2 separate regions of the Homo sapiens genome follow, and region 1 is linked to region 2. A link is a contact called in ENCODE Hi-C or POLR2A ChIA-PET data. All regions are on one chromosome and are shown on one strand. The core of a region is the stretch at or near the end of the contact, and the rest is flanking DNA. Distances in the headings are between cores, read along the strand shown.

Region 1 (7,140 bases), core at 121-2,620, 58 kb after region 2:
TTCCTGGTGTTCGTGTAAACATTCCCTGCCTTATCCTTTCCATCTCAGCCATTATGAAATGTTCTGGCTGAATCATTTGCTTTCACAAAGCTTTGATGAAAGTTTCTTCCTCATTTGGTTTTCTTGATAGAGGCTGTTGTGCTAAAAAGAAAGCTATAACAAGTTAGAAGGGTGGAGAGTGGGCACTTAACATTTTTGAAGTACTTGTCTTTCTTCCTAGGGGTCCTCCAGAAATTGATCATAGATAACTTGACCAAATTCAAGGCCCAGAGATTTCTTCCAGGCATTCTGGGAGGGAAGGAACATCAGGCTTTCTGTACTGAATCTAATTATTCTAAATATTTCCCACTGCAGCTTGTATGAGTGTTTTCTGATGCAAATATGGTGATAGTGGCGACCTCTCTAACTGGGCTAAATATCCTTGACAGCTTTTTATCTGTCCTCTCCAAGTATTTTTAGTCTCTTTAGCTTCTGTGGCCATGTCTGGAGGAACTGAGGATGGATTTAGCTGCTCTGGTGCTGCTCCAAGTTGTTGTGGGTGCTCTTTGCTACCTTCGTCACTGTCCTGCCACAGTCCTGCCACTGATGAGGCTCCTGGCCCTTGTCATTTGATGAGGGAACATAAACACTTGTTTAATAAAAATAAAAAAGTCATGATTTTCAGAATGCTTTGAAAATAAGCTATGGCTAATGGTGATACACAATAGGAATGTCCCTAATTTCACTAAATTGTATGCTCAAAAAGGGTTAAAGTGGTAAATTTTATGTTATGCATATTTTGCCACAATTAAAAAAATAAAAACTTCAAATGGATTTGAAGCTTAATGAGAAAACTAGTTATAATGTCCTAACAGTAAATATATGGCCAATATTTTCATGACCCCAAGGTGGGAGGCTGTGCCTTAAATAAACTGTCAGAATCACACATTAAAAAAAAAAAAAAGTGATGGTAATCAGGCCCTGAGGTTCATTTATACAGAAAGTGATTTTTAGGTGAGATTTTAATATTTGCAATATTTATATTTGTAAAGAGGATTGGCTAGCTCATTCAGAAAAGTCTGAGGTTCTTAATAAACACTAGGAAACAGATGGTTTGGGGTTGATGTCAGGGAAGGTAAGCAGGCCGTGCTTTAGATTAGAGCACTTTTGATTGCAAGTCCCATGAGCCACACAGTTTAGGCCAAGTGAAAGCAGTTTTAGTCTAAGAAGAGCAGAAGCAATCGTAGCCTCTCGGGACAGAAACTGAAGTGCAGCTGGGCAGTGGGAACTGGATCTGGAGAGTCTGGAGTACATGTCTTCTCTGGAGCTGGGCTTTTTCCATTCACATGTAGCTTCCTTGCTTGAGTTACATGTAGTGGCCTTAGTCATGGCTCCTGCATGTCCTGACTCTAGTTCCAGTACTCATCATCATCTGACTCCCATTTCTATGGCTCAGTACAAAAATATTCAAGACTGGGTATTGGACTGACTCCTCTCAGCCATTTGCTTTGTTTCCATAGGCCAGGTGATCATCTCACTCTGGTCGACTATGAAAGAAGGTTGGTTAGATCCAGCAGCCTGCTGATCATTTAGAGGGTCTTAGAGTGAGAGGAGATTGTGTGAGAAGCTGGTTATCATAGCAGGGGGTCCTGGCACCTCAAACTCTGTCCCCATCAAACAGTGTAAAAGAAAAGATATTGACTCCTAAAGGAGTGTCTTATGTTCAGATGCTATAGAGTTTTGCAGAGAAAGTGTTCAGTGTAGCTACAGATAGAAGGCCAAGTGTCCTTGGTCAGCCAGCCTGGGTGTGTGTGGAGTAAGTTAGTGGTAGGTGTAGTAACTGTCTCAAAGCTTTTTCTTTGTCTCTCTCTCTCTCTTTTTTTTTTTTGAGACAAGGTCTTATTCTGTCGCCCAGGCTGGAGTGCAGTAGCACAATTTCAGCTCACTGAAGCCTCGACAGCCTGGGCTCAAGTGATCCTCCCACCTCAGCCCCCCAAGCTGAGGACTTAGCTGGAAAACACAGGCATATGCCACAACGCCCGGCTGATTTTTATGTTTTTAGTAGAGACAGGGGTTTCATTATGTTGCCTAGGCTGGTCTTGAACTCTTGGCCAGCTCAAGCAATCCACCTGCCTCAGTCTCTCAAAGGGCTGGGATTACAGGCGTGAGCCACCGTGCCCGGCCCCAGAACTTTTTCTTTGAATAGTGGAGAAGCAGAACACCTTGGAATGCTATGGTCTGTGCGGTCTTTGCCCTGTGGGTGTTCTCAGGTGGAATCAGGCAGTTTGGGTGATGTCAGTATCATTTGAGGTCTTCCACAGTTCAGCTATTTGGGTGGGCTTCCCCACTTTTCCCCTTGTTTTGGGTCGGTAAACATAAAAGGATGGAGATGTGTATCCTTAGTAAGAATGGGAGACGTTGCCTTCAGAATGGGTAGAAAGCAGAAAACAAGCGGGGAAGAAAACAGAAAACAGCCTCTCTTTAAGTGTATGTGGCTGCCTGTGTGCACAGTCCTTCACCTTTTCCTTAGTATATCCCTCCTGCCTCTGATCTCTTGTTGTTCTTGATTTTTCATGGTAGAAGGAGGAAACAAAATTATAGAAGACAGGTGGAATACTGTGAAAGAATAGTAGTTTGGAGATAACTATGTAAAGGGCTACTAGCCTGCGCACCGTTGAATTCTCTGAATTTACAGCTGTTTAGTCATTGATGTTTCATAGTGTTGACCTTGAGTAAATTCAGAAAAGCAATACTGAGTATGTTCTGCTAAACAAAAGAGGAAAGTGTATGTTTTTAAAGAAACAACCTTCACAGTGGTTTCAGTAGTTACAGGGATTTGGTTCTTTTTTAAATTATTTTATTTCTTTTTAAAGATGGTCTCACTCTGTCATCCAGGCTGGAGTGCAGAGGTGTGATCGTAGCTCACTGGCACCTTGAATTCCTGGACTCAAGTGATCCTCCTGCCTCAGACTCCCAAGTGGTTAGGAGTACAGGCATGTATCACCATGCCTAGCTGATTAAAATTTTTTTTTTTTTGGCCAGGCATGGTGGCTCACGCCTGTAATCCCAGCACTTTGGGAGGCTGAGGCGGGTGGATCTCCTGAGGTCAGGAGTTCCAGACCAGCTTGGCCAACATGGGTGAAACCCCTTCTCTACTAAAAAAAATACAAAAAGCTGGGCATGGTGGCGGGTGCCAGTAATCCTAGCTACTTGGGAGGCTGAGGCAGGAGAATCAGTTGAACCCGGGAGGCAGAGGTTGCAGTGTGTCGAGATTGTGCCATCGCACTCCAGCCTGGGAAACGAGCGAAACTCTTTTTTTTTTTTTTTTTTTTTGGTAAAGACAGGGTCTCAATATGTTGCCCAGGCTGATCTTAAACTCCTGGCCTCAAGTGATCCTCCAGCCTTGGCCTCCCGAAGTGCTGGGATTGCAGGTATAAGCCACTGTGCCCAGCCTGATTTGTTTTTTAATAATAGCTTAAGATGTAATTCATATATTATAAAATTAACCCTTTTAAAATATATAATTGAGTGGGTTTTCTTTTGTATATTTACATGTTTCGTGCAACTGTCCCCACTCTCTAATTCCACATTTTCATCACTCCAAAAAGAAAATCTGTACCCATTAGCAGCCACTCCCTGTTGCCTCCTCCTCCCGGCCCTAGTCAATTACTAATCTGCTTTATTTCTTTATGCATATTTATGCCTAGTGTGAACATTTCATATAAATAGAATCATGTAGTGTTTGTCCTTTTGTGACTTGACTGGCTTATTTCCCTTAGCATAATGTTTTCAAGGTTTTTATCTATGTTGTATGTAGCATGTACTGTTACTTCATCCCTTTTTTAAAATTAAAAAATTTTAAATTTAATATAATAGAGATGGGGGTCTCGCCATGTTGCCAGGCTGGTCTTGAACTCCTGGGCTCAAGTGATCCTTCTGCCTCGGACTCCCAAGTGCTGGGATTACAGGTGTAAACCACTACACCTGGCCACTTCACTCCTTTTATTTTTGAATAATCCTCTGTTGTGTGGATATATACCACATTTTGTTTATCCATTCACCAGTTAATAGACATTTGAGTTATTCCACTTTTTGGCTATTAAGAAAAATGCTGCTGTGAACATTTGTGTACAAGCTTTTATATGGACATATGTTTTCATTTCTGTTGGAAAGATACCTAGGAGTGGAATTGTGGTGTCGTAGTTAACTCTGTTTAACTTTTTGAGGAACTGTTTTCCAAACTTTTCCAAAGTGGTTAGATCATATTACATTCCCACCAGCAAGTATGAGAGTTGTAATTTCTCCACATTCTTGCAAACACTTGTTATTGTCCATCTTTTTGATTATAGCCATTGTTGTAGATGGGAAGTGGTATATTATTGTGGTTTTGATTTGCATTTCCCTAGTGACTAATGATGTTGAGCATCTGTTCATGAGCTTATTAGCCATTTGTATGTCTGCTTTGACAAATGTCTATTCAAATCCTCTTCCATTTTTGAATTGAGTCAATTGAATTTTTGCTGTTCAGTTGTAGGAATTCTTTATATGTGTTCTAGATATCAGTCCCTTATCAGATATGTGATTTCAAATGTATGATTGACATGTGATATGTGATTTTTCTCTGATTCTGTGTGGGTTGTCTTTTCGCTTTTGTTTTTTGAGAGAGGGTCTCATTCTGTCACCCAGGCAGGAGTGTAGTGATGCAGTCATGTCTCCCTGCAGTCTTGCCTGCCTGGGCTTAAGCGGTCCTCCCACCTTAGTCTCCTGAGCAGCTGGGACTTCAGGGGGGCACCACTGGTCTGGCTAATTTAGAAATTTTTTAATAGAAACGGAGTCTCTATATTATATTATGCCCAGGCTGGTCTTGAACTCCTGGGCTCAAGTGATCCTCCTGCCTTGGCCTCCCAAAATGCTGGGATTACAAGTATGAGCTGCTGTGCTGGCCTTTACTTTCTTGATAGTGTCCTTTGAAGAACAGAAGTTTTAAATTTGATTGTGTCCCATTTATCTGTTTTTTTGTTTTTTTTTTTGGTCACTTATGCTTTTGGTATCATAATAAGAAACCATTGTCATATCCAAGGTCGTGAAGGTTTACACCTGTGTTTTTTTGTTAGAGTTCTGTAGTTTTAGCTCTGACATTTAGTTCTCTGATAGATCTTCAGTTAATTTTTGTACACAGTGTGAGGTAGGCTTCCAGCTTCATTTTTTTGCATGTGGATATTCAGTTGTCCTAGCCCATTTGTTGAAAAGACCATTCTTTCCTCACTGAAGTGTCTTGGCACCCTTGTTGAAAATCAACTGACTATAAATCTGTGGGTTTATTTTTAGAGTCTTGATTCTATTCCATTGATCTATATGTCTATCTTTGTGCCATTACCACAATGTCTTGATTCTGTAGCTTTGTAGTAAGTTTTGAAATCAGGAACTGTCAGTCCTTTAACTCTGTTCTTCTTTTTCAAGATTGTTTTGGCTGTGCTAGCTCCCTTGTATTTCCGTATGAATATTAGGATCAGCTTGTTAGTTTCCACAGAAGAGACAACTGAGATATAATGGGGATTATATTCAATCTGAGGATCTATTTGGGGAGTTTAAATTCATTTTATGGATTTGCTGTATGCTTAGGAAGTCCTGGCTAACTCAGACACCCAAGCATCTTGCCTTAAAAACACAAAATTTTGTTTTAATTTATTGATGTAGTAGGCTGCCTTGGTGAAACACTGTAATTCACTGTTAGACTGGAATTGGACTTTTCAGGTTCTAAGAGAGCAAACAGCTCTTCCACGTAGCGTGTAGGTTGACTTCCTGTAGTAAATGTTTTTTTGATGTGAAAGTTTGCTGATACCTTGCATGTTTTAAAAAAAATGTGGTATTCTGGTTAATATACATTCTGGTTAATAGAGAACTAGCAGATTATATATATGAATATTTATCAAAGAGTTAGGACATGTTACAATAAAATTGTGACATTAAAATTTATATAATTGTTATTATTACTGGAGGAATCAGAAGATATTTTAGGACCTTGTAGTCCCGCAGGGGCCACGTGAACATTGGTTATTGTTATACTTTTAAGTCACTTCATTTACTCAACAAATAACAAAGTGCCTATCTGTGCCAGGCACAAGGAAGGACAGACCCAGTCTCTGTCCTTATGGAGCTAAGGGGGAGACGGACATTAATCAAGATGCCATATGAAATTTCAGCTGGGACTCAGTGCTGTGAAGGTGCGTGCAATATGTCATAAAGGGATTTGACTAATCTGCAAGGTTGGGGGAGGCTTCTTGAGAGCTCTGGAGGAAAATGGGAATTAATTGTGGGAAGAATTAAGGAGAAAAGTTCCAGGTAATTGGGTGAGTTTGTTAGTGAGTTGTGTGGAGATACTCTGGTTATATCCTGTTTATCACTTTTGGGAAAGAGTATCTGAATACTTGGCTCTGGCCTTTACTCTGTCCCTTAAATGCCTTGTGGCTGAGCAGGTACTCTTTCTGAGCTTGTTCACATACTGTTTTTTAAATTTCTGTAGCCATTTTTATTTACAGATACTTACATGAAAACATACAGAAATCTAGGCTTTTGGTTGATTGTTTTCATATAATTAAAAAATCATTCACTTTGGGAGGCCGAGGCGGGTGGATCATGAGGTCAGGAGATCGAGACCATCCTGGCTAACATGGTGAAACCCCGTCTCTACTAAAAATACAAAAAATTAGCTGAGCGTGGTGGCACGTGCCTGTAGTCTCAGCTACTTGGGAGGCTGAGGCAGGAGAATCGCTTGAATCCAGGAGGCGGAGGTTGCAGTGAGCTGAGATCGTGCCACTGCACTTCAGCCTGGAGGACAGAGCAAGACTTCATCTCAAAAAAAAAAAAAAAAAATTATTTCTTTGTGACCTTCCATGGTTAGCTATTTAGAACTGCTTTAGTGGTAAATTGAATACTTTTCTGAACATTTTTCCTAGACTTTGAAATTAGGAGTCATTTCTGTTTACACATACTTCAGAAGCCTGTCAGGGACAGAGTCTGTAGTGACAGAAGTCTGTAGGGAAGCAGATATGGATGTAAGTGATTCAAGACAAGTCATAATGCTTTAATAAGGCTCTGGAAGGGAAGATGGAAAGACTTCCGGGAGGAGGTGGAATTTGACCTGAAATCATTGACGGGCAA
Region 2 (6,606 bases), core at 763-3,262:
CCGTCTCTACTAAAAATACAAAAATTAGCCGGGTGTGGTGGTGCATGCCTGTAATCCAAGCTGCTTGGGAGGCTAAGGCAGGAGAATCACTTGAACCCGGAGGTGGAGGTTGCAGTGAGCTGAGATCATACCACTGCACTTCAGCCTGGGTGACAGAGTGAGATTCAGTCTCACCAAAAAAAAAAAAAATAAAATAAAAAAAGACCCTTTGTGATATGATGTCACACATTCACAGGCTCGGAGGGTTAGGAAATGTATTCATACATGGTTGTGGGCCATTATTCTATCGGTCACAGAAAGGTGATAGATAAATAAACAAACTGAGGCTCAGAATGACCTGCCCAAGGGCACATGGCTGATGTGGAACAACTGGGATTTAAATCCAGGTGTGTCAGACACTGAGGCTTACTCATTTGGGTCAGCGTGTGCCCTTTCTGCAATGACACTCTTTCCCCCAGTGGTTAGTGGGTGCCTGTACTCCCCAAACCCACTTGGCAGCACCCAAACTGAGTAACATTTTTTCACACCTGTATTAGGGTTCTCTAGAGGGACAGAGCTCATGGAATATATATATATATATAAATATATATATAAACTTAATACTTAATAAACTCCCCTTTATATATTTATATATTATAATTATATAATATATAATTATACATATTAAATTATAAATTTTATATAAATATAATTATAATTATATATTAATATATTTATATTTACATAAATATATTTATAATTAATTATAAATATATTTATATATTATATATTTATATATTTATTTATATATAATATGTATTTATATAAATATATATATTTGTATATATCATATATTATATGATATATATATAAAGGGGAGTTTATTAAGTATTAACTCACACCATCACAAGGTCCCACAACAGGCCATCTGCAGGCTGAGGAGCAAGAAGAGCCAGTCCGAGTTCCAAAATTGAGGAACTTGGGAGTCTGATGTTTCGAGGGCAGGAAGCATCCAGCACAGGAGAAAGACGAAGGCTGGGAGGTAAGCCAGTCTCTCTTTCCACATTTTTCTGCCTGCTTACTTTCTAGCCGAGCTGGCAGCTGATTAGATGGTGCCCACCCAGATTAAGGGTGGGTCTGCCTTTCCCAGCCCACTGACTCAAACGTTAATCTCCTTTGGCAACACCCTCACGGACACACCCAGGATCCATACTCTGTATCCTTCAATCAAGTTGACACTCAGTCTCAACCATCACAACACCTGATGCAAAGTCACAGGCCGTTGGCTTTCATGCCCACCTGTATGGTAAGGCCAGGATTCAGAAAATGTTCCTCAGTCCCCAAACCAGGACCTCACCACACCCGAGTCACCACTGCCAACCCCCAACTCCCATCCCTATTTGCCCTCTGTGCCTGGCGGGGGGTTGGGGGAGTTTGTTTTGTTCCTCAAAATGTGGTCCATGGGCCAGCTGCGTCGGCATACCTGGGCACTTGTTGGAAAGGCGGGATCTCGGCCCCACCCTAGATCAGCTTAATCAGAATCTGCATTGTAACCAGAGCCCCCTCAGTGAGTCACGTGCACAGTGGAGTTTAAGAAGCTCCTCCCTCCAGGACCCTGCTCCACCTGGGCTGTCTTCTCACACCTATTTCTCCTCTTCTTCTGCCACCTCCGCAGGTGTCTCGGCTTGGATTCCTGCAGCTCGGGAGGACACATTAGGGAAATGTCTATGATGCTCTTTCTGCCTTAGCTTGTTAGAGTTGGCAGCAGAAGAGGCCCCTCCTGGTAGCGCTCGGCTGGGCCCTGCAGCTGGCTGGGGGAGGCCTCTCTGTGGCCACACGCCTGAGGTCTGGGCTGGTTCCCCTTGCTGCTGCCTCTCTCCTGGGTGGACAGTGGTCTAGAGCTGTGCTGGGGGCCCCGTCCTTCCTCCTATGCACCAGGCTCAGCGAGAGGCAAAGGCGAAGGTGTGAAATGACTTTGACCTTGGTGTTTAGGCAGATCCCTCTCACTCTGAAAGTGCTTCAACATGTTGGCCTGGTACGTTCCGAGCACTGTGGAGTTTTGGCAGAGTGGCCGATAAGTATTTTTAGTTCCTTCCTCCTTAATGTTTGCCAGAAAACCACAGTCATTACTCATGAGGAGGAGAAGTTTCCTCCCTCCCAGGCTCCAGAAGAGTCCGGGCTTGCCCTCAGATGCCCACTGAGCTGCCCCTGCCTGGGCTTCTAAGCTGTCTTTGAAATCAACATAATGCTAACACCTACAATAAAGCAGGATACCATATATTTTTTAATAGACTAAGACCTGAGCTTTTTTTTGTTAATTAATTTGGTGTTTTTTTTTTTTTTTTTTTTTTGAGATGGAGTCTTGCTCTGTTACCAGGCTGGAGTGCAGTGATGCGATCTCAGCTCACTGCAACCTCCACCTCCTGGGTTTAAGCAATTCTCCTGCCTCAGCTTCCCGAGTAGCTGGGACTACAGACGCGAACCACCATGCCCAGCTAATTTTTTGTATTTTTAGTAGAGATGGGGTTTCACCATGTTGGCCAAGCTGGTCTTGAACTCCTGACCTCAGGTGATCTGCCCACCTCGGCCTCTCAAAGTGCTAGGATTACAGGCATGAGCCACCGCACCCGGCCTTTTTTTTTTTTTTTTTTTTTGAGATGGGGTCTCACTCTGTCACCCGGGCTGGAATGCAGTGGCACCATCTCAGCTCATTACAACCTCTACTTCCCAGGCTTAAGTGATCCTCCCACCTCAGCCTCCTAAGTAACTGGGACCACAGTCATGCGCCACCACGCCTGGCTAATTTTTGCGTATTTTGTAGAGATGGGGTTTCATTACGTTGTCCAGGCTGATCTTGGACTCCTGAGCTCAAGTGATCCTCCCTCCGTGGCCTCCCAAAGTGTTGGGATTACAGGTGTGAGCCAGCTTGCCTGGCCCAATTTATTTGTTAAAATTCTAGTAAAATATACCTATCATAAAATGTAATATTTTAATATTTTAACCACTTTTTTTTTTTGAGACGGAGTTTTGCTCTTGTCGCCCAGGCTGGAGTGCAATGGCGCAATCTTGGCTCACTGCAACCTCCACCTCCCGGGTTCAAGCCATTCTCCTGCCTCAGCCTCCCGAGTAGTTGGGATTATAGGCATGTGCCACCACGCGCGGCTAATTTTGTATTTTTAGTAGAGACGGGTTTTCTCCATGTTAGTCTGGCGGGTGTCCAACTCCCAACCTCAGGTGATCCGCCCACCTGGGCCTCCCAAAGTATTGGAATTACAGGTGTGAGCCACCGCTCCAGTCCTATTTTAACCACTTCTAAGTATACCATTCAGTGGCATAAGTATATTCACAGTTGTGCAACTATCACCACCATTCATTTCCAGAGCTCTTCATCTTGTGAAACTGAAACTCTGTACCCATTAGACAAGAGCTCCCCATTCCCCCGCCACCCCCTTATCCTCTGGAAACCACCATTCTACTTTCTATGAATTCCATGACTCTAGGTCTCTCATAGGAGTGTAATCATACAATATTTGTCCTCTTGTGACTGGTTTATTTCACTTAGCATAATGTTTTCAAGTTTCACCCATGATGTAGTGGCCTGAGCTTCTTAAAAAAAAAGAAAAGCCCGGGCGCGGTGGCTCACATCAGTAATCTCAGCACTGTGGGAGGCCGAGGCGGGTAGATCACCTGAGGCCAGGAGTTCAAGGCCAGCCTAGCTAACATGGCGAAACCCTGTCTCTACTAAAAATAAAAATTAGCCGGGTGTGGTGGCGGGCGCTTGTAATCCCAGCTACTCGGGAGGCTGAGGCAGGAGAATCACTCGAACCCGGGAGATGGAGGTTGCAGTGAGTCGAGATCACGCAACTGCACTCCAGCCTGGGCTACAGAGTGAGACTCCGTCTCAAAAAAAAAAAAATCACCCATTTAATTGATAGAGGAGGCTGGGCACAGTGACTCACGCCTGTAATCTCAACACTTTGGGAGGCAGAGGTGGGAGGATTGCTTGAGCCCAGGAGTCTGAGATCAGCTTGGGTAATATAGCTAGGTCCCATCTCTCCAAAAAATAAATAAATGAGACAGGCATGATGGCGTGTGTCTGTAGTCTCAGCTACTCGGTGGGAGGCTGAGGTGGGGGGAGGATCACTTGAGCCCAGTAAGTCGAGGCTGCAGTGAGCTATGATCACGCAACTGGGCTCCAGCCTAGGTGACAAAGCGAGACCTGGTCTCAAAATCAAAAACAAAAGCAAAAATCCATGATTGCATTTTTTTATTTTAGGCAACCAGTTTCTGGTTAGTCCTAGCATATCTGCTAAGGTAGGGCAGCATTTGCTTTCAAAAAAGGGATGGCCAACCAGAAGCACGCCAAAGGCAGCTCCCTACCACTTCTGCTCCTTGGGAATGGTCTGGGGAAAGCCAGCTGGGCACACCTCCCCTCTGCTCAGGAGAGTGAAGAAATCCACAGGGTTAGGGCTTAGACAGCTTTGCACAAACTTAGGGACCCCCAATTCCCTCTGCCAAGGGCAAAGTTCCTGCACCTTCAGCATCTTCAATCATAGTTCCCTGTGTGGATCTTAGTTTTAATGGCAGTACCTTCTAGACCACAAGGGACGCGGCTCCCTCAGAAAAATCTCACCATTGGTGGAGGGATAATAGCCTTAAGGATCTAGTTCAGTAAACACAGGATTCTTTTGTGATGTGCTTTCCAAACGAGGCACACACTTTGGGATTAATTAAACTATTTTCTAGCTGCTTGCCAGGGTAACCTTTCTTTTATGCTTCTTAGGGGGGCACACAACGTAAAAAGTCAGATCTATTATGTTCATGACTCGGAGGGAAAGATCTGGGACAAAATTACCTTACACACCATTTTTTTTTTTTTGGATGTTTTTTCTTTTCTTAAATTTCCTGATTACTGGATCAGATGGAGAGCTGTCTGAGCTGTGTGCTAGCTAAGAAACAGAGTCAACCCAGGAGAGGAGCAGTTTGGAATTAAAGGGATAGAAGCTCAGGGTGGGCGGGGGGGGGGTGACACTGATGACAGCATGAACCCCCAATTTCTTGGCACGCTCTTGGGGGGACAATAAAGAGGTACATGGGAGTTAAGTGCTGACTGTTGAAGCCTTGGCCCATGTTCTTATTCCAGGCTTGCTGTGTTTTTGAGTGCATGACATTTAATTAATTTTACAGTTCATTCTTTTCACCGTTCTGTTTTTGACAGTGTCACCCTCCGATCTCTCAGCTGGTTGGGAAAAATCTGTATCAGTCATTACCCTTGCTCAAGCCCAGACTGGGTCATCTGGCCACAGCAGGAGATGCAGCGGGCAACAGCAGCAGGAGATGCAGCGGGGAACAGCAGCAGGCATGGAGCTGAGACAAGATTTCACTGTGAAGACAGTTTCCGGGGAGAGGCTGGGTCCGAAGCTGCATCTCCATGTCCCAGGAGTACCTTTCAAAGCTTCCCCTGTCCTGGCCTCAAGCTCTAGGAGCTTTGAAAAAATGCTTGCATTTTGGGCCGGGCCTGGTGGCTCATGCCTGTAATCCCTGCACTTTGGGAGGCTGAGGCGGACAGATCGCTTGAGGTCAGGAGTTTGAGACCAGCCTAGCCAATATGGCGAAACCCTATCTCTGCTAAAAATACAAAAATTAGCTGGGTGGTGGTGGGTCAGCACCTGTAATCCCAGCTACTTGGGAGGCTGAGGCAGGAGAATCACTTGAGCCTGGGAGGCAGAGGTTGCAGTGAGCTGAGATCACGCCACTGGACTCCAGCGTGGGTGACAGAGTGATACGCTGTCTCAAAAAAAAAAAAAAAGCCTGGAAAATATGCTTGCATTTTGAATATCTATCTATCTATCTATATATTTTGTATCTGTAAAAGAAAAAATATTCAGGACTCTCTAAATGTATTATGCCATGTGGGGAGTTAAGCCCTGGAAACTCCCATAGCATGTATGCAACTTCTGCTCTTAGGTGATAGTTTAACTCTCTTCCTCATTGCTCTTGTTCTGTAAATGACTGGGAGAGACCAGAGACCAAACCTCCTCCCCTTCCAATCACTGATCTTTGTTGTAGATGAACTGCCTTCTTTATTGTCCCGTGCCTAACCTAGACCAGATGGGACAAAAGACCCCATGTCTATTACATCTTTAGTGTGGAAGGTTAAATATACCTTTCCCAAAAAGAAAGACTACCTCAACCAACCAGATATTGTAATTATGCATTAAACCTTATATAGAAAGACGTTGAGATTCTGTTCCGCTTCCCCAAGCTTTGTCTATATAAACAGTTGCAAACTTCTACACTTTGGAGCACTGACTTCCATTCTTTGGAATCTGTGCTTCCCAGGCAGCTCATCTTCAAACTTTGTGCCTGAATAAACTCCCTTTAAACCAGACTCTGACCATTTTGATTATTTTAAGTTGACATATCAAAATAGTATACATACAATAACAAGTAAAAAAAAGCAGAAAGATAATAATATTGAAAAGCGGCAATCTCACCCCAGTCCCCAAAGCGATTTTAACTGTTTCTTTCTTTAATTCTTCTGGAATTTCCTCTGCTGCTCTATGATCATACCTCTTGATGTGGTTTGGTTCTGTGTCCCCACCCAAATCTCATCTTGAATTGTAA

Evidence for each region. Hi-C counts contacts between places; a loop is a spot of excess contacts on that map. ChIA-PET counts read pairs that join two places held with the same protein, here RNA polymerase II (POLR2A). Pooled maps may share reads with other maps.
Region 1: a map of HepG2 shows a loop between it and region 2 (2.5-fold over the local background). The contact joins two enhancer-like sites. A Hi-C loop is called at or near these places in 1 of 168 maps with a recorded cell type or tissue (HepG2) and 1 of 50 pooled maps. POLR2A ChIA-PET finds 5 or more read pairs at or near these places in 4 of 52 experiments (H1, HCT116, OCI-LY7 and 1 more).

What each region holds. Positions count from the first base shown.
Region 1 is chr1:6,800,886-6,808,025 of GRCh38, forward strand. The region is part of intron 1 of CAMTA1 (calmodulin binding transcription activator 1); the gene reads left to right. Among named protein-coding and RNA genes, the nearest start is that of CAMTA1, 19 kb to the left of the region's middle. Within about 2 kb of position 1,371, at least 4 of the 41 ENCODE cell types and tissues checked have a DNase peak (open chromatin) inside an H3K27ac peak, as active enhancers do.
Region 2 is chr1:6,741,924-6,748,529 of GRCh38, forward strand. No RefSeq gene overlaps it. Among named protein-coding and RNA genes, the nearest start is that of LINC01672, 20 kb to the left of the region's middle. Within about 2 kb of position 2,013, at least 22 of the 41 ENCODE cell types and tissues checked have a DNase peak (open chromatin) inside an H3K27ac peak, as active enhancers do.